4 separate regions of the Homo sapiens genome follow, and all the other regions are linked to region 4. Evidence: chromatin contacts called from ENCODE Hi-C data. All regions are on one chromosome and are shown on one strand. The core of a region is the stretch at or near the end of the contact, and the rest is flanking DNA. Distances in the headings are between cores, read along the strand shown.

Region 1 (5,273 bases), core at 1,316-3,815, 810 kb before region 4:
TTTTCCTGTTGGACTAGTCCTTTTATCATTATATAATGTCCTTCTTTGTCTTTTTTGACTGCTGTTGCTTAAAAGTTTGTTTTGTCTGATGTAAGAATGGCTACTCCTGCTTGCTTTTGGTGTCCATTTGCATGGAATGTCTTTTTCCATCCCTTTACCTTAAGTTTATGTGAGTCCTTATGTGTTAGATAAGCCTCTTGAAGATGGCAGATACTTGGTTGGTGAATTCTTACCCATTCTGCCATTCTGTATCTTTCAAGTGGAGCATTTAGGCCATTTATTAATACGTTCAACGTTAGTAATGAGATGTGAGGTACTATTCTATTCATTGTGTTATCTGTTGCCTGAATAACTTGTTGCTGCTGTTGTTGTTTTATTGTGTTTTTGTTTTATAGGTCCTGTAAGATTTATGCTTTAAGGAGGTTCTATTTTGGTGTATTTCAAGGATTTGTTTCAAGATTTAGAGCTCCTTTTAGCAGTTCTTGTAGTGCTGGCTTGGTAGTGATGAATTCTCTCAGCATTTGTTTATTCATTTATAAAGATTAGTTTTTCTGGATACAAAATTCTTGGCTGATAATTGTTTTGTTTAAGGAGGCTAAAAATAGGACCCCAATCCCTTCTAATTTGTAGGGTTTCTGCAAAGAAATTAGCCATTAAGCTGACAGGTTTTCCTTTATAGGCTACCTACTGGTTTTGCCTGACAGCTCTTAAGATTATTTTCTTTGTCTTGATTTTAGATAACCTGATGACTATGTGCCTAGGTGATGATCTTTTTGCAATGAATTTCCCAGGTGTTCTTTGAGCTTCTTGTATTTGGATGTCTAGATCTCTAGCAAGGCCAGGGAAGTTTTCCTCAAATATTCCCTAAAATAAGTTTTCCAAACTTTTAGATATCTCTCCTTTTTTGGGAACACCAATTATTCTCAGGTTTGTTCATTTAACATAATCTCAAACTTCTTGGATGCTTTGTTCATTTTTTAAATTATTTTTTCTTTGTCTTTGTTGGAGTGGGTTGATTCAAGAGCCTTGTCTTCCAGCTCTGAACTGTTTTCTTCTACTTGTTCAATTTTATTGCTGAGAATTTCCAGTGTATTTTGCATTTTTCTAAGTGTGTTCTTCATTTCCAGAAGTTGAGATTTTTTTTATTTATGCCATCTACTTCTCTGGAAATTTTTCCATCCATGTCCTGTAACATTTTTAAGATTTCTTTAAGTTGATATTCACCTTTCTCTGGTGCCTCCTTAAGTAGCTTAATAATCGACCTTCTGGGCCAGGCATGGTTGCTCATGCCTGTAATCCCAGCACTTTGGGAGGCCAAGGCGGGCAGATCATCTGAGGTCAGGAGTTTGAGACCAGCCTGGCCAACATGGCAAAACCCTATCTCTAATAAAAATACAATAATTAGCCGGGTGTTGTTGCGTGTGCCTGTAGTCCCAGCTACTCAGGAGGCTGAGGCAGGATAATCACTTGAAGCCGGGAGGCAAAGGTTGAAGTGAACCAAGATTGCACCACTGCACTCCATCCTGGGGGACACAGTGAGACACTGTCTCAATAAAATAAAATAAAATAATAAAATAAATCGACCTTCTGAATTCTTTTCCTGGCAATTCAGAGATTTCTTCTTGGTTTGGATCCATTGCTGGTGAGCTGGTATGATCTTCTGGGGGTGATTTAAAAAAAAAAAAAAAAAAAAAAAAAAAAAAAACCTTGTTTTGTCATGTTACCAGAATTGTTTTTCTGGTTCTTTCTTATTTGGGTAGACTATGTCAGAGGGTAGATCTGGGGCTCAAGGGCTGCTTTAAGATTCTTTTGTCCCACAGGGTGTTCCCTTGATGTGGTGCTGTTCCCCCTTCCCCTAGGGATGGGGCTTCCTGAGAGCTTAACGGCAGTGATTGTTATTTCTCTTCTGGGTCTGGCCACCTAGTGGAGCTTCCGAGTTCTGGGCTGGTACTAGGGAGTGTTGGCAAAGGGTGCTGTGATGTGATCTGTCTTCAGGTCTTTCAACAGCAATAGTATAGGGAGGATACAAGTTTGCCCTAGGGTTGTCTGGATAAGTTTTGTGTTGGTTGGCCTCCAGCCAGGAGGTGGCGCTTACAAGAGAGCATCAGCTGTAGGTAGTATAGGGAAGGAGGATACAGGCTTTCCCTAGTGACACCTGGATAAGAATTTGGGTTTCTCAGGTGGTGGGTGGGGCCGTAGAGCTCCGGACAGATTATGTTCTTTATCTCTGGCTACCAGGGTGGGTTGAGAAAGACCATCAGGTTGGGGCAGGGTTAGGGGTGTCTGAGCTCAGACTCTCCTTGGGCAGGGCTTGCTGCAGCTGCTGTAGGGGATGAGGGTGTGGTTCTCAGTCCAATGGAGTTATGTTCCCAGGGCAATTATGGCTGTCTGTGCTGTGTCATGCAGTTCACCAGGGAAGTGGGGGAAAGCTAGTGGTTACAGGCCTTACCAAGTTCCCACACAGCCAGAAAGGCCAGTCTCACTCCCACCCTGCCCCCACAACAGCACCAAGTTTATAGCCAGGCGGCCAGTGAGCAGGGCTGAGAACTTGTCCCAGGCTGCAAGCCCCTCCACTGAGAACGAAAGCAGGGCTTTCAGGTTTCATGCCTCCCCGCCTGCCACAGCTTCTGTGCTGAGTCCGCACTCTCAGTTCCTCCCTTTCTCCGGGTTCCGTCCCAAAAACTTCACATTGGGTTGAAATTGTTACAAAGCTCAGCTGAAAGTTTCCTTCTCCCTGTGGTCTTTCCCCAATTTCACAGGCAGCCCTCCCTAAGGACCCCTGTGAGCAAAGTCAGAAATGGCTTTCCTGGGGACCGAGAGTGCCCACAGTGCTCTTCCTGTTGCTTAGAAGTAGAGACCCCTGTATTTCACTGGCTCTCTAAATTTGTCTCAGCTCCAGGTAAGGTCAAATACTTCTCCCATGATTTGGGCCTTCAGGTTCCCCAGTGAGGATGTGTGTTTGGGGGCAGAGCAGATGATCCCCCTTTCACACTTTCACACTTTGGGCACTCACAGTTTTTCAGCTGTCTCACGGAACCTGCAGCGCCAATCCACTTCCTTTACAGAGTCTGTGGATTCTCTCGGCACTCCTGATACATTCCTGTGGTAGTTCTTAGAGCAAAAGTTCGCAGTGTGAGTCTCCACATGCTGCTCTGTCCATCCAAGTGGGAACTGCAAGTTAGTCCTGCCTCCTATCTGCCATTTTTTTGGTACCATCATTTTTAAATATATTATAATTGAAAGGAACTGGTAAAGAAAACATAGGATTTCTCTGCATTATTTCTTACAACTACATGTTAATCACAATTATGTTAAAATAAAATACAATTTAAAAAACTCCTAGCAAAGTAGGGATAGGTTAGAACTTCCAAATTTGATTTAAAAAAATAGTTCTAAATACATACAACAAACATTATACTTCATGTGAAAATATTAAAAGTTTTTCTTCAATATCATGAACAAGACAAGTACCTGTTCTCACCACTTTTATCCAGCACTCTATTAGAAGTTCTAGCTAGTGCAATAAAGCAAGATAATGACATAAAAATTATAAGATCAGGAAAAGAAGAATTAAAACTGTCAGTATTCACAGATAACATGGCTATACATGTAAAACTTCCAAAAAAAGGAGAGATAATTTTTTAATTAATAGATGCATTTGCTAAGATATTGGATGCAGAGTCAATACATAAAAATAAATTCTATATGCTAGAAAAAAATTTGAATATGTCATTTTCAATCTAATCAAATAACATTAAATCCTTCAAAGGTTCATGTCACCTCACCAGGTAAAGAACCACAGCCAACTGAGGGACTTGCTGAGGCAAAGGGAATATTGGAGGTAGAGTGGAAGAAGGTAGGTAGTTACAAATACCAGCTATGACCACATGACCAGTTACCAAAATCAGAACTATAATTGTCATATTTGCTCATTTTTGTTATAAATACATTTGTATGTGTGTGTACAAAGCAAATATTTTTCCTTTCTTATCACCTTAACATGTAACATAAGATATATTGACTTTATATCATAGAATTTAAGTATTATTAATGTTGCATCACAGTGTGTAAGTTACAGGACATCAAGAAGAGTAAATATCAGCCAAAGACTTTGCATCTTCTTCTGGGGAAAGGATTGGTGCATTTTCAGTTGTACCCACATAATTCCATACCTCATGTTAGGTAGAGGTATAACCTTATTATTGTCCTTATTTGAAGATTTAAATATGGTTTAGGAGATGGGTATGAGTGCCAAGGTGACAAGGAGTGAGCTTGTGATGGTTAATTTTCTGTATCAACCCTTCTAGGCCACAGTGTCTGGATAGTTGGTCAAATGTTATTCTGGATATTTCCAAAAGGGTGTTTGTGGATGAGATCAACATTTAAATTGGTGGATTTTGAATAAAGCAGATTGTCTTCCATAATGTGGGTTGGGTTCGTACAATTAGTGGAAGGCCTTAATAGAAGAAACAACTGACTTCCCCCAAACAAAAGGGAATTCTGTCAGCAGGTGGTCTTCACATTTCAACTGCAACATGGACTCTTCCTGGCTGTTTGTGGAGCAGGTAGAAGAGGGACAATGGGGGAACTGTACTTTCTGCTCAGTATTTCTGTGGACCTAAACACTTCTGTAAAAAATAAAGTCTTTTTAAAAAGGAAAATAATACTTTTCTAACATTATGAAGAAACACACTAAAGGCTTAGAAAAAGGGAGGCTGGTTAAAAGGTTAATTCAATGAAGTAATAAGGGTTTTAGCTGAGATACGCTACAAGAAGTTGGTGAATATACCTCCTAACCTTTTTTTTTTTTTTTTTTGAGATGGAGTCTTGCACTGTTGCCCAGGCTGGAGTGCAATGGCGCAATCTTGGCTCACAGCAACCTCCACCTCTCGGGTTCAAGTAATTCTGCCTCAGCCTCCTGAGCAGCTGGGATTACAGGCATGTGCCATCAGCCCTGGCTAACTTTTGTATTTTTATTAGAGACAGGGTTTCGCCATGTTGGCAAGGCTGGTCTTGAACTCCTGACCTCAAGTGATCCTCCCACTTTGGCCTCCCAAAGTGCAGGATTACAGATGTGAGCCACTGTACCCAGCCTCCTCTTAACCTTTCTAATGCTATTTAACTGTCTGCCTTTTAACTGTGAGAAGAAAGATAAATTTAGCCTTATCCTTTTCTGAATTGATGAAAATGAATTTTGAATTGCCAACCTACTAATTAACAAATTTCAGACATATTTATAATGGAAACAATGCTACAACTGAAATAGCACAAGT
Region 2 (5,306 bases), core at 2,246-4,745, 880 kb before region 4:
CCCTGCAAATGCCGGTTATTATTTAAAGCTTTTTTTTTTGAGCCAATATTCTTTGTTTTTATCAATTTTAGAAGTAAACGATTACGACTAGACTTTACGTATAAGTGTACAGGGAAAAACAACTGTGCCACTGACTTGATTTTATATTGCAAATGTAAAAATCCACCCTAGGGCGAGTTACACTCATTGGTTCTTGCTATCTTTGTCATTTCCTTAATAGAGCTATATTTCCTAAACATATATGACAAGTGCAAATTGCATCCTAAGATAAACCTACAGCATTAAAAACAAAATCCAAAACAAAAAAAACCCTACTTTAAATATCCAAAGTATCAAACTATTCATAAAGGTTCTTATGACAAGGTAAATGGTAGTGAAATGTAAATTTACATAAAATGTTCATTGTTCATCTAAAAGTAGGGGGAAAGTATTCTGCTAGTTGAGCAGACATTATTAAACTAAAAAATTTCTGGTTTATATACATAAGCACCAAATTTCTAAGATCCAAAGGTACTTTCAAATCACAATGAAACTTTCTGAGTTAGCTGCATATGCTTAAGGATCTACGATAAAATATTCACATTATTATTAAAATTATCTGCCAACCTAGTAAAAGATGTTCATCAATTTGATATTATTCGGTGATTTTTCTTATTTGCTAATTAAATATATGTAATAATTAACTAGTTTTCTAACACTTCCATGTTAGAGAGAGTTAAACATCATCTATGAGTATCTCATGTTTGTCAACATTGATAGGAAATTTAGCATTTTTACTTGCTAGGTCCTATCAATTCTTTTTTTTTTTTTTTTTTTTTTTTGAGACGGAGTCTTGCTCTGTCGCCCAGGCTGGAGTGCAGTGGCGCGATCTCGGCTCCCTGCAAGCTCCGCCTCCCAGGTTCACGCCATTCTCCTGCCTCAGCCTCCCGAGCAGCTGGGGCTACAGGAGCCCGCCACCACGCCCGGCTAATTTTTTTTCGTATTTTTAGTAGAGACGGGGTTTCACCGTGTTAGCCAGGATGATCTCAATCTCCTGACCTTGTGATCCGCCCGCCTCGGCCTCCCAAAGTGCTGGGATTACAGGCTTGAGCCACCGCGCCCGGCCCTATCAATTCTGATTTAAAATATTTTATTTCTGTGTTTCTATTAGCTCAAAATAAAACAAAAAAGTGCTCCTGCCTAGCATATTTGTGACCTGTATACTATAAATGCACTCTTTTGTTTGCTCTTAATTATATACAAAACAGGAGATATAAACTACTATTGTGATGTTTATTCAGAAATTAAAATTTTATGCATCAAAAATTACATATGACTGGAGACTTTATTTTTAATTTAAAAAAATCTGTGGCAAAGTCTTCAGCAAGCAATACTGCTCTTTTCCTTACAGAGTATATATAGACCCTTTGTATTTCATAACCATCCATTGTAAAACCTTCACAAATCCCTAAATTTGCCAACTCCAATATAGCATATAATCTACTTCATACAAATTGAATAAAATGTAATGTTTTCAGAGCTATTGCAAAATGTATAAAAAGAAAAGTTGAAAGGAGATATCTATCCTAAGTGTTTGGCCTGACTCACTAGTTAAGTGACTCATTCCGCATCACCTCATAGGTCAGTGGTTTAAATGTCTGCTTTTTATGTCATACAACTGTGGAGTTTCAGTCAAAATCTCAAACATCAAACTGTGAATGCAAAATGTCTATCGTACACAATACACTATGACAACCATAAAAATTGTTAAATCTTTTTATTGTAACTGGTGGATTCTAAAACAGGCATATTGCAGTTACACATTCACAAAATATCTTTTTTCTCTTTTTTTTTTTTTTTTTTTTTTTTTGAGATGGAGTCTCACTCATTCTGTCATCCAGGTTGGAGTGCAGAGGCACGATCTTGACTCACTGCAACCTCCGCCTCCAGGATTCAAGTGATTCTCCTGCCTCAGCCTCCCGAGTAGCTGGATTACAGGCATGCGCCACTATGCTAGGCTCCTTTTTTTTTTTTTTTTTTTTTGGTATTTTTAGCAGATATGGAGTTTCACCATTTTGGCCAGGCTGGTCTCAAACTCCTGACCTCAAGTGATCCGCCCACCTTGGCCTCCCAAAGTTCTGGGATTACAGGCATGAGCCACTGCACCCAGCCTCTTTCTTTCTCTTATACACATACACAAACACACAAACATACTGTATACAGTTGCAGCTGAAAAGCATCTGTTGAATGTTGCTGTTAATATTCAGACTGAAGTACTTGAGATGAATTTAACTATTTTATCCACTAACAAAATACAGAATACAAGAAAGGAGAAAATAAAGCAAAGAAAAAGCATAGTAAATAAAGAACACAAAATAAAATGGCATATGTATGCATAAATATATCAGCAATTACAAAAAGCATATAAATGGATTGAAATTTCTACTAAAGAGTTGAACATGGCTGGACATAGTGGCTCAGGCCTGTAATCCCAGTACTTTGGGAGGCCGAGATGGGAGGATCACTCGAGGCTAAGAGTTTGAGACCAGCCTGGTCAACATAGTGAGACCCCATCTCTACGTAAAAAAAAAAAAAAAAAAAGTTGAGGCGGGGCGTGATGGCTCACGCCTATAATCCCAGCATTTTGGGAGGCCAAGGCAGGTGGATCACCTGAGGCCACGAGTTCCAGATCAGCCTGACCAACAAGGAGAAACCCCCTGTCTCTACTAAAAATACAAAATTAGCTGGGCATGGTGCCAAATGCCTGTAATCCCAGCTACTCGGGAGGCTGAGGCAGGAGAATTGCTTGAAGCCGGGAGGTGGAGGTTGCAGTGAGCTGAGATCACACCATCGCACTCCAGCCTGGGCAACAAGAGCGAAATTCCATCTCAAAAAAAAAAAAAAGGTTGAACAAATATATATATATATATATTTGTATTTGTTCACAATAAATATATATAGTGATATATGTATATCACTTTATTCGACTCTATAGGAGTTAAAAAGGTAGAAGCAGAACTTGTTTTTCATGGAGTTTAGAATCCACATAGTTGTTTATTTTTTTTAATCAAAGAATGAAATAGTGACACCCAAGAAGAGCCCGGTATATGCAATGAAAATTACAAGTCAAATAACTTTCCTTGGTCTTTTCCAATGTTTAGGAGAAGCCCATACTTAGTCCATATACAAGTCACTTATGTAATTGTCATTTTGATATGGTTATTTCCTAAACATTGTTACATTTCCTTAAAGTGTTCACATTAGCATCCTCAAATGAAAATGCTATCATTGTCTTTATAGATGTTAAGACTCTCGAGTCTTAAAAATCTTTAAGACTTTAAACGTATAGACTCATTATTTTAAACACAAGAACACATCTTGAACAGTATTAGGTTTAAATTTATTTCCAAATGACAAACTAAAAAAAAGTATGCAAAGCAAAGTAGATAACTTTACATGAACCTTGCCCAGCACAGTGATTTAATGAGATGCCCTTTCATTTGGCCTTGAGTTAGAGCAAAAGCAAAACTGACAACTCAGGTGGAGAAGTGGTAAATGAGAAACGAAACTTGGCCTGTGGTTTCATGTTTAAAGCAAAAATACAGATTCAGAGCACTTGAAGATAGATGAGAATGGCTACCTTATTTCTAATAAAAAAGATGTTTATGCAATTCAGACCTGACTTGTGTATGTTAATAGAAATAGCTTAAAAATCGGAAAATCAGTAAAGAATTGAGTAAAAGTCAATTCAGAACTGTATAACTTAGTCCTCAGGATTTCAAATCAATGTGTCTTTCCTATAATAATTCAAACATAGAAAAGAATACTGCCAAAAAGTTTGTAAATTTATATTTAGCATGATACATAATATTAAAAAAAACAAAATATGGTTTTACCTATTAAACTGACAAAGAGTGAAACATTAAATACTAAGGTTGACCAGGATTGGGTCTGCGGGTGTGAGGGAAGCTTATTGAGTGTAAATTGATTAAGCTTTGTAGAAAAAATTTAGAAACCTATATCAAAAGCAATTCCACTTCCAAGATTTTGCCCTAAAAAATCATTACGGCCAGGTGAAAAGACATATGCACATGTATTTTTATTGCAGCATTGTTCATAAAAGCAGGAAAGTGAAAACAATCCAAATGTCCAAATTGACTGAGTAAATTAAAATTCATGCACTTTCTTACAATGGAATACTATGCAGCCTTTAAAAATACTGTACCATATACTGAAGTGGAAAGACCTTAATAATAAATCCAATGAAATTAAGTGAAAAAAGCAGACTACAAAACTATATCTATAGGATGACCACATTATTTGTGACTATTTTATTCATATATGAATGCAAAAATACTGGAACCCTATACAGCAAAATGTTAACTTTGTGAAGTTACAAGTGATTTTTATATTTATTATTACTTGTATTTTCCAAAAAAAAATGCATTAATTTTGTAGTAATAAAAAAAGCTAAAATTTAGTTTAGGCTTTCAATGAAGTACCCAAGATAAAAATAGTAGCTAAATTTATTATAAAACATCATTTCTGAGTTGTAGGTCCTCTAGTTTTTCAATTACTGTGTTTCTGATCTGTGAGTATAATCCCTACATTGGCCTTGAGACCTCCCCTAGTAATCATCTGTTTCTTTCTAGGATGACCCGCTGTTTCCTTTACAAGTACCCAATTCCTTAAAAGCAACAGTTTTAGAACTGCTATGCATTTAAAATTTGAAAATGGTGATGAACATTTCAGCATGCAGGCAGGACCTTTATTCTCCCATAATGTCTCTTAGCACAGCAACTATTGCATCCTGCATAGTGACTCATCTGGTGCCATGTCTGTCCACCAGGTAGGAAGAGAGCTCCCTCCACCCTGGGGATGGGGGAAGAGAAGAAGCCACATCTTCATTTTTTGTAGCCATATGCTTGGCTTCTTCCATATCAAGCACTCATCATTGTTGAACTAAACTGAACATGCTAGAAAAATCTCACCATTGATTAAAATAAAAATGAAAAACATTTAAAATGTTAAATATTAAATTTTTATATTCATACTTTTGCTTGAATGTCTTTTGTTTATGATATGCTGTAACTATGAGGGACAGGGAGTCTATTACAGTCATCAGGAGCAATCTTGCCACTGTCCTTTAACTTTTTTGATCATTCCAGCTGTACTTGAGTAGAGAAATAACTGATGCAATATCCTTTACTTCAGCCCTTTCTTGGTGTAACATTGATTTTCTATTTAAATGGAAAACTTTTCTGAATTCAGGTCCAATATGCCTAGTATTGGACCAAAAATAGTGATTTCTAATCACTGTGTGATAG
Region 3 (4,676 bases), core at 777-3,276, 850 kb before region 4:
CCATAGGGTCCATCAGAGAATCAGGAAGCTGAGAATCTGCAGGGATGGCAGGGTATGCAGTCGGCAGCAGTTACACAGGATCACACCACAGTGGAAAACCTCTCAGCACCTTGGTGTTAGCAAAACTCAGCTCCAGTGGATTTCCAAAGCATCCACTACTATTACAGCAAGGCCAGGGCATCTGAACACCTGTCTTAGAAGATTTTCAGGAACTGTAGCGGCTGGGAGTTGAGTGAGCACTCTTGGTGGATTACCTTGAAGTGATGGAGACCCAGGTCAGCCTGTGCTCAGTTGATTACAAGGCCAAGTTGGGGGTTTGAACCCTCAAAAGAAATCCTCCACTGAGTTGAGGAAAAGGATAGCTGAGAATTGTCTGCAGCGAGAAACCACAAGACCTCTGAGTCACAGAGCTTTAAAGGAAGCCTTCTAATAGCTGGTATCAAAATGCAAATAATATAAGAATTATACAGATGCAGTTAACATTTATTGAAGACTTATTTTTCATCTACTAATTATACTCATTTTGTAGATGAAAAAGATGAGAATTGGAGAAGTTAGGCAATCTTCCCAAGGATATTACACATCCTTTAAATTTTTCAGTTTTAACAAATGATTCAAAAATGTCTTTTTAAAAAAATGAAATTTTGATCAAACATTTTAAGAACTTCTGAAACATTTCTGCACAAGACAATTTAAAAACCACTGCTTTGCTATTTAACCACTGGAACCAGTAGGTGGAATTTACGGAAAGGTAGATTTCTGTTCAATATAAAATATAAGTTTATTCATAACTAAATTATCCAATTATAAAATGAAATTTTCTGAGGGGTAGTTAAGTTCTCCATCACTGGAAATGTTCAAGCAGAATCACTATTATTACCTCTTAGGTATATTAGAAGTGTGAGCAGCATACAATTGGATTTCCTTCCAAAACTAAGATCTGATGTTCTCTGAAAAGAGGCTTCACTTTTCTTTCTTTCTTTCCTTCTTTTTCTTTCTTTCTTTCCCTCCTTCTTTTCTTTCTTTCTTTTTTTTTTTCTTGAGGTGGAGTCTCGCTCTGTCGCCCAGGCTGGAGTGCAGTGGCACAATCTTTGCTCACTGCAACTTCTGCCTCCCAGGTTCAAGTGATTCTCTTGCCTCAGCCTCCTGAGTAGCTGGGACAGGCATGTGCCACCAAGCGCAGCTAATTTTTGTATTTTTAGCAGAGATGGGGTTTCACCATGTTGGCCAGCCTGGTCTCAAACTCCTGACCTCAGATGATCCATCTGCCTCGGCCTCCCAAAGTGCTGGGATTACAGGTGTGAGCCACCGTGCCTGGCATTCACTTTGTTATCTCTCAGGTTAAATTGAGTCAAAACTTCTGATTACAGAAGGCTGAACTAAGTATATTTCCTGAAATTTTGGAGTTTTAATAGTAATAGTAAACATGTATAAAGCACTTACTATGTGCTTGGCACTGTTTTAATTGCTTTACATTTGTTAACATAGGTCATCTTTTCTACTGTCCTATTGAGGTATGTATTATTTATACAGAATTACATTGAATTCTAACCTCAAAATCTAGCTACCAAGTCCATGTTCTTCAGCAGTTTGTGATATTTATGCTACATATAGTGATACAGTTGCAAGTATATGACCCTACAAGTGGATAAGAGTTTAGCTAAAACACTGCAAATAAATGAATAAACAGATGCAGGAAGTGGTTTGTTGCATAATAGGGAGTTTCTATCCATGTTTCTATAGTTGTGTCACCAAACCACAGGTTGGTACTTTGAAAAAAATCAGTGCTATAAAAGCTTTCGTATCATTAACATTCCTTAATTCTGAACTCAGTAAAAGCTTAATCAAAGATGGTATTAGGAGAATACAAGTTCTCTAGCATTTTTTATTTGTTTGTTTCCATAACTATAGGATTTGTTTTCAAAGAGTAACAACCATAAGACATTTACAGTTCCTTTCTTGAATGCAAATAATGGTTAGGGGCTGGAGGCACCTAAACTGTGAGACAAGGTATTGATTCCTATTGAGCTTTCATAATTCTGGGTGAGAGTGATGTCAGAGGCCAGACTATTTTTTTTTTTTTTTTTTTTTTTTTTTTGTGGCAGGGTCCCTCTCTGTCGCCCGGGCTGGAGTGCAGTTGTGTGATCTCAGCTCACTGCAACCTCCACCTCCCAGGCTCAAGTGATTCTCGTGCCTCAGCCTCCCAAGTAGCTGGGATTACAGGCACATGCCACCACACCTGGCTAACTTTTGTATTTTTAGCAGAGACTAAACAGGGTTTCACCATGTTGGCCAGGCTGGTCTCAAACTCCTGGTCGCAAGTGATCTGCCTGCCTTGGCCTCCCAAAGTGTTGGGATTGCAGGTGTGAGCCACGGCACCCAGCCCAGACTACCTTTTGCTCAGCACTTGGCTCTGTGGGGGTGAGCAAAAACTTCAACCCTCCACACCTCAATTTTCTCAGGCATGCAATGAGAATAACTTCCTCGGGGTTATTTCAGATATTGACTAAGTTAACTTAAGTAATGTTAGAACACTGTCTGGCACCCTCAGTGTTGGGTATTAGCACTAGCTGGTGTGAAGAGAGATGGAGCATATAAATGTAAATTTAAGTTTACAAAGAGATAAATAATTTGACTGTTATGTGAGAGTCAGGTGAGAGTTACAGATACCAAATATACCTGGGTTTAAAGAGAGGTGTGACTGTTATGGGTGGCAGTGTTGTGGCCCACAGGGGCAGACTCTCAGGGTGAGGATACTTGAGCAGGGCCAGGAAATGAATTATTTTGTTCACCTTTGATGTGGCCCACATTCAAATGCTTCACAAGTACAACGTTCTCAGCTAAGCTAAGGTGGTCTTCGATACGCACTTGACCACAACGGAAAAAAAAAAAAAAAAACAAAGAATGAAAAAGTTAAACAACAGGTGGGAAGTCAATGCTGAATAAAAAATTAAGATACGCAAAAGTTAACATGTTATTTCCTTCCTAAATAAAACACATGTGCATACAAAAATACATGTATAATATTCTGATATATTTATAAATACCTATCCTTGAATTGTTTTTCACTTTTCCAGCCAAATTCCCTCATCAAATTACTGAATTTTCCTAGCTTAAAAATTATTATTTTTGATTTTGACTAGAGAAAGTGAAAGGCAATTTACTGCCACATCTATCTATATTACATAAACATACATGCTCATATATACTTTCCACTGGGAAGGGAAGAATCATGATATGAAAATGACTAAACTCTTTCTCTCTGACTGATCTAGTCTCCTCTTCTTCCTACCTTTAAAGTGCTGAACAGTCATTTGCCCAGCTTTCTATGTATCAAATATCTGATTGTTTGTTTTAATGTCTTCAGTGCGGCTTTAACTGATTTCCTGAATACCTAATGTCCACATAACACTTAAAAGCTTGTAAAACTCTTTCCCATATGTTATTTTATTGACTTCCCACAGTAATTTTTGGAGGTACACATTACTCATTCTCTTTTACAGAGGAGTTAAGAGTAGAGTCTGTGTGACGTCCCCTAAATCACACAGCTATGACCGGTCTGAAATATGGGCTCAGGTTGTATGGGAATACTACCAAAGATTTCAGAAATGATCATTATGCATTCACGGGTCCTCTGGTGCCTGGTTATAAAGTAAAAGGGTGAACAATTCAGATTTATATTTGAATCTCTGTCTATAAAGTTTTTTTGTGTTACAGCCACTTGTCTTACTTTTATTTCATTTTTGTTTTTTTTTTTTTTCTTCTATCTGAAAGAAAGCTAGAGAGTTATTTCCCCTCACAAGCTTCAAAAACCTGCCAGGCAGAGACTGATTCCCACAACCCCTCTCTGTGGTCTGGGCTTCAGGGAACAAGAAGTAGAGTGGCGGACCACATTCTTCCTCTAGTAGCAGAGACACACTGGACCACTGGGTCCTGGGAAACTTTTCCCAGGGACTGTCTTTATTGCTCCACTCTCACGACAATAACACACACTCAAACAAGCACTCACGTAACCCTGTATACAGCTGCATCAGCACCCAGAAAACGTGGCCTAATGTAGCAAAGGTAATTCCTACCGTAAAGTCCTTTAGCAGAAATGGTTCACGATGGGCCTGTAACAATGTAAGGAGTTTTTACAAAGAGCCAGGGGTAGGGCACAGGGAGAGGGTGGGGAAGGGCCATTAGGGGAGATGTAAGCGGGACACTCAAGATGGACCAGGAACTTATTTGAAAGCGGTAGTTAACAACCAGAAGGGAGAAGAATTTCACCCAACCCAGGAAATAGGAACCCGTGGCCTAACGACCCCTTGGGAATCCTGTGTCTTTAGCGGAAGGCGTGAGAAAAAAGGAGTAAAGTGAAGTATAACTGAAGCTTCAGGAATTAGAGAAAATGGAAAGGGTGCATGTAGGAAGGAAAAGAAAGACAAGGTGGAGGTTAAAGGCAAGTTGCAGGTTTTAGTGGCATGGTGATTAATTTTATGTCAACATGGTGGGGCCATAGTGCCCAGATATGTGGTCAAACGTTATTCTGGATGTTTCTGTAAGAGTGTTTTGGGTGAGACTAACATTTAAATAAGTGGACTTTGAGGAAAGCAGTTTGCCCTTTATAAAGTGGGTGGGCCTCATCCAGTCAGTGGATGTTCTAAATAGAACAAAAGACTGACCTTCCTGAGCAA
Region 4 (5,229 bases), core at 2,085-4,584:
GAAAACAATAAGATAAAATAAAATTAAAATTAAAAAAATAAAAAATAAAAACACTAACAAGTTTTTTTGTAAAAATAGAGATTATTATGAAATATGAATATGAAATGGCAAAAGAATTGGAATAGCTACAGCAGTGTTGAAAAAGATAAATAAAATGAGAGGAATTGGTCTACCCAATTTTAAGACATATTCTATACCTATAATAATCATGACTGTGAGTAATGTAGAGGATAGATAGATAAATTGAAACAGAATAGAAAACCCAGAAATAGACTCATACAAATATGGCCAATTGACTTTTGCTAAATGTGCTAACTATTTCAATGGAGGAAAGACAGTGTTTTCAAAAAATAGTCCCGGAGCAGTTGGATATTTTTAGGAAGAAAATAAACCTCAACCTAAGTCTCATACCTTATATAAAAATAAACTTAAAATAGATCATGGCCATAAATTAAAACATAAAATTATAAGAATTATATAAAAACATAGAAGGAAATCTTTGGAATCTAAACCTAGACAAAGAGTTCTTAGACTTGATACCAAAATCACAATTTATAAAGGAAACCACTGGTACACTGTACCTCACCAATGTTCAAAACTTTTGTTCTGTGAAAGACCTTGTAAAGAGGATGAAAAGACCTACTAGAGACTGGGAGAAAATATGTGTAAGCCACATATCTGACAAAGGATCCATATCTACATGTATAAATAACCCTCAAAACTAAACAGTAATAAATAAATAAACAAACAAACCAAAAAATCCAGTTAGAACATGGGCAAAGGGTATAAAGACCCATTCACTGAAGATACAAAGATACACAGATGGAAAATAATCACATGGAAAAATATTCGACTTCATTTGTCATTAGGGAAATACAAATTAAAGCCACAATGAGATATCACTACCTGCCTCTTAGAATTATAAAAATATAAGAGTAGTGACAATGCAAAATGCTGGCAAGGGTATAGAGAAACTAGATCACTCACGTATTGCTGGTGGGAATGTAAAATTGTCCAGCCACTACGAAAAAGTTTGACAGTTTCTTCTAAAATTAAAAATGTGCTTATCATACAACCCATAAGTTATACCTTTGGGAACCTTTTGGGAATTTATCCCAAAGAAATAAAGACTTATGTACACAAAAAACCTCTACTGAATGTTTACCACAAATATATTCATATTAACCCAAAACTGGAAACAACCTAGATGTTCCCTCAACAGGTAAATGGTTAAACAAACTGTGATACAATCATAGCACAGAGTACTCAGAAGAAAAAAAAAGGAGGTGGGGGGAACATTGCTGATACACATGACAGTCTCAATGAATCTCCAGAAAATTAAACCAAGTGAAAAAAAATCAGTTTCTAAGGTTATATACTGTATGACTCCATTCATATAACATTTTTAAAATGACAATACAATAGAAATAAAGAACAAATTACTATAATTACTTTTCAGGGATTAAGGAGTTGAATGGGGTAAGAGGGAAGTGGGTGTGGCTGTAAGAAGCAACATGAGGAATCCCTGTTGTGATGTAAATGTTCTATATGTCTATTGTATCAATGTCAGTATTCTGATTGTGATATTACAGTATAGTTTTGTGAGATGTTAACATTGGGGAAAACTGGATAAAGGGTAGATTGAACTTCTCTGTGTCATTTGTTACAACCACACACGAATCTATAATTATCTCAACATTAAAAGTTTAAGAAACAATAGAACAATTTTTTTTTTTTTTTTGAGACAGTCTTGCCAGGCTGGAGTGCAGAGGTGTGATCTCGGCTCACTGCAACCTCCGCCTCCCTGGTTCATGCCATTCTCCTGCCTCAGCCTCTGGGGTAACTGAAACTACAGTCGAGCGCCACCACGCCTGGCTAATTTTTTGTATTTTAGTAGAGACGGGGTTTCACCATGTTGGCCAGGATGGTCTCAATCTCCTGACCTCATGATCTACACGCCTTGGCCTCCCAAAGAATAATTATTTTTAAAGAAAGGAGTACAGCATTGGACATAAGTTCTTGTCCAGTAACACCACTCAGAAGCCATATGACCTTGGGTATTAACTTTCACAACCAAAGATTTCTAATGTCTAAACGTGTAGATTAGATAAGTTGATTTTTGAAATTGTGTTCCAGTTATATAATTCTTCCATGGTATTTTATTTCCTAGAAAAGAGTGTTTCTGTAAAATATACTTTTCTCCACACAACTGAAATAAAGTACATGGGAATTATTTTAAATCCAGGAAAACAGTCATACCCAAGCGTAAAGATCTTGCACTTAAAAAAGACCAATCTGTTTGCTTATTAATGAAAAAATCTCTAAAAAGGGTCTTCAACCCAGCACAAGACAGCATTTTCCCAAAATATTAGATATGAGAGACTGGTTTAAGATTAAATTATAAACCTCTACCTTTTCAGCCCATTAGAGAACTAAAGAAATATTTCCTTTCTAGCTATTTTTGATGTTTTCAGAAAGCCAAACTTTTCCCATGCCCTATTTCTCAGGGAGGGGGAATAACCCACATATGTATGGCAGGTCCTTTAATTCACTTTAGCTTCAGCAATGTTGGGTTTGGCTTAGTTGTTAGAACTAACATGTTTACATGACATTTGGGGCACACTTCTGCTCTTCTGTCTGTCACCAGCTGATGGACTCCGAGGCAGTCTGGATAAGAATCCATTACTCTTACTGGAAGCTAGTCTGTCTATATTACCTTCACACATGGTTTCTTAAAAGTCATTTTCTCTATTAAAAATCTGCAAAATATCTTGAAGGAACTTTAAAGAAGTAGAATTGTTATTTAAATACCACATGGCTCTTAAATTCACAAACAGTTACTATTCTGAGTTCAAATTACATAGGCACTGTTATATACAAAAAAAATAGCATGAAGGAATTCCATGTATACAATGCATACCTGGTTATGTATACATGGAACTATGGACTAGATGAGGAAATTGATACTCTTGTTATTCCAACCAACTATGAAAAACATCCTACATTTTAAATGTAAAACTGGGGCCCATGGGCTGTCTTTAAAAAAAAAAAGTTAGGATATTGGAGGACTGTGTGAAGATTTTTGAAACTTATCATACTTGAATTCTTTTCAGAAATTCAAAGAGTATGCAGAGTTACAGCTTGCTTACATTCGTTACAGCATTTATTTATTATAAATTTGTATTGGAACCTGCCATGTATCATGTACTGTCTAAGTGCTAAGGAGAGATACAAATAGGCAATTACCTTAACACAGAGTATTAATTCTATGATGGTGGTGAGTACTAAAGTGCTATAGGAGGACAGGAAATGATCTAACCCAACCTTGAGAAGAGTTTTCACATGCATACTACTGCTTTTTAATCTCAGACTCCCATGTGAACAGCAACATCCTGTTTTTCATGTTATGAATATCAGACGGGTTCCAGTGTTTCTAATAGCTGGGTTACTGATACATCCAGAAATCTTCTGTTAACAACTGACAAGTCAAATTCAGACTACCTGGTGCCAAGCAGCCCAGCTCACTTGTCAATATCGTTTATGTAACCTTGACTTTTCATGACAGAGTGGAGGTAAGAATAGACCCACCACCAAATGGTCATCTATACAGTATGTAATACAGGCTCAGCAGAAGTCTGGCCCCCAGGCTTCTCTGTGGGATGTTCACCTACATAACTTTACTTCTCCTCCTAATAACTCTGGCCTTGTGAGTTTTTCCTTCCTTCTCTAATAAACTAAGCCAATAGTTTCACTGAATTTATTCTGAACCCGGTTACATGACAAGTGAAAACTCAACTGTACTCCTTTGCAAAACAGGCTTCCTGGGTGACGTTGAAATGGAAATCACATGATAGTATGTCAAAGGTTTTTCCCCAGATTTTTCTGACACAAGAGAGTTGGAGTGAAACTGAGAATTCTCATGGACAGATTGACCTTAGGTTCCCCATGTAAGCTCAGCTCTCTCCACTCCAGACTGCTGGACTGTGTTAGTGTCTGGTTTGTCTGATGTGATTATGAACCCCCTGGGCAAGACTTTGCCTAATTCTATGTTCTCTACAGCACCTAGCAATGGTGTTGGCACCATCCAGTGCCAAAGGACGCTCAATCTCTGTTAACTAATAATAGGATTGACTTCTCAACTCAACATGATGAGGTTTCTGTCATCTTTATGCCAGTGTTTTTTTCTGATGTGTATTTCTATTTGTGTCTGGAGAGCAAGCTTCATGTGTTACTGATTCACCCCTGGGCTGATCTTCTTTTCAGGAAATGTAGGCATGAAGTTGAGATTTTTTCAACCACAAGTTTTGGGAACACGGACTGCTGAAATATGCTAGGTTACATGAAGGGGAAATGTTTTTGAAAGCATTGCTTTTATTTTTTTAGCAGTCATGGGGATCTTTGTGAGCCAAGGATGCAGACTGGTTAGCAGATGTGATTATAAAGCCAGCAGGTCCCTTCAATGCAAATGTTTCATTTTAGTTTCTCCATTCCTAAGGAAAACAGTCAGCTTTTTGTTCAATTGACAAGTCTTTTTAATGGTATTTCTTTAATTATACTTCTTGTTTGCTCTAGTACTGAATTATTAATTAAATTTTCCTCATGTTAAATGAGCCATTGTATTGATCTTTGTAGTCATAAATCAGATGTTACATATGACATTTTATAGCACAAATATAACAAATGATTTTTCTGTGTAATTTCATCTTAATTCAACTGAAGGTGGAAAATGTCTTCATAAAAAGAGGACTCTTTGTTATATGGGTTTTTCTCTTGCATGTAAAAGAGGAAGGCCTCTTTGCAGTTGAGATAACAGGAAGGCATCTGTCTCCTGCTCGTCCCTGTGCAATGGAATGTCTAGGTGTAAAACCCGATTATATTTTCCATCTACTGAGATAGGAGAAAACCACCTTAAGGCTGGAGGTGAGATGCTGGCGGCAATACTGCTCTTTAATGCGTCGAGATGTTTATGTCTGTGCACATCAAAACACAGCACCTTTTTCTTAACCTTGTTTATGACACAGAGACATTTGTTCACGTGTTTTCCTGCTGACCTTATCCCCACTATTACCCTATTGTCCTGCCACATCCCCCTCTCCGAGATGGTGGAGATAATGATCAATAAATACTGAGGGAGCTCAGAGACCGGTGCCAGCGCACAGCGCGGGTCTTCCGTATGCTGAGCGCCGGTCCCCTGGGCCCACTTTTCTTTCTCTATACTTTGTCTCTGTG

Evidence for each region. A loop is a pair of places that touch in the nucleus more often than their neighbours do. Pooled maps may share reads with other maps.
Region 1: a pooled map shows a loop between it and region 4 (26-fold over the local background). The contact joins two enhancer-like sites. A Hi-C loop is called at or near these places in 3 of 37 single-sample maps with no recorded cell type and 2 of 50 pooled maps.
Region 2: a loop to region 4 is called in a map with no recorded cell type, with 9 times the contacts of the local background. The contact joins two enhancer-like sites. A Hi-C loop is called at or near these places in 1 of 168 maps with a recorded cell type or tissue (GM12878), 7 of 37 single-sample maps with no recorded cell type and 4 of 50 pooled maps.
Region 3: a map with no recorded cell type shows a loop between it and region 4 (24-fold over the local background). The contact joins two enhancer-like sites. A Hi-C loop is called at or near these places in 1 of 168 maps with a recorded cell type or tissue (GM12878), 8 of 37 single-sample maps with no recorded cell type and 4 of 50 pooled maps.

Annotation. Positions count from the first base shown.
Region 1 is chr3:98,610,740-98,616,012 of GRCh38, forward strand. No RefSeq gene overlaps it. Among named protein-coding and RNA genes, the nearest start is that of CPOX, 20 kb to the left of the region's middle. RefSeq lists enhancers at 2,311-2,380, 2,691-2,840. Within about 2 kb of position 2,566, at least 3 of the 41 ENCODE cell types and tissues checked have a DNase peak (open chromatin) inside an H3K27ac peak, as active enhancers do.
Region 2 is chr3:98,537,081-98,542,386 of GRCh38, forward strand. No RefSeq gene overlaps it. Among named protein-coding and RNA genes, the nearest start is that of GPR15, 7.8 kb to the left of the region's middle. Within about 2 kb of position 3,496, at least 3 of the 41 ENCODE cell types and tissues checked have a DNase peak (open chromatin) inside an H3K27ac peak, as active enhancers do; they include GM12878, where a contact is called at or near this core.
Region 3 is chr3:98,562,070-98,566,745 of GRCh38, forward strand. No RefSeq gene overlaps it. Among named protein-coding and RNA genes, the nearest start is that of CPOX, 29 kb to the right of the region's middle. RefSeq lists an enhancer at 203-252 and a silencer at 1,307-1,366. Within about 2 kb of position 2,027, at least 10 of the 41 ENCODE cell types and tissues checked have a DNase peak (open chromatin) inside an H3K27ac peak, as active enhancers do; they include GM12878, where a contact is called at or near this core.
Region 4 is chr3:99,414,982-99,420,210 of GRCh38, forward strand. No RefSeq gene overlaps it. Among named protein-coding and RNA genes, the nearest start is that of COL8A1, 220 kb to the right of the region's middle. RefSeq lists an enhancer at 3,745-3,884. Within about 2 kb of position 3,335, at least 3 of the 41 ENCODE cell types and tissues checked have a DNase peak (open chromatin) inside an H3K27ac peak, as active enhancers do; they include GM12878, where a contact is called at or near this core.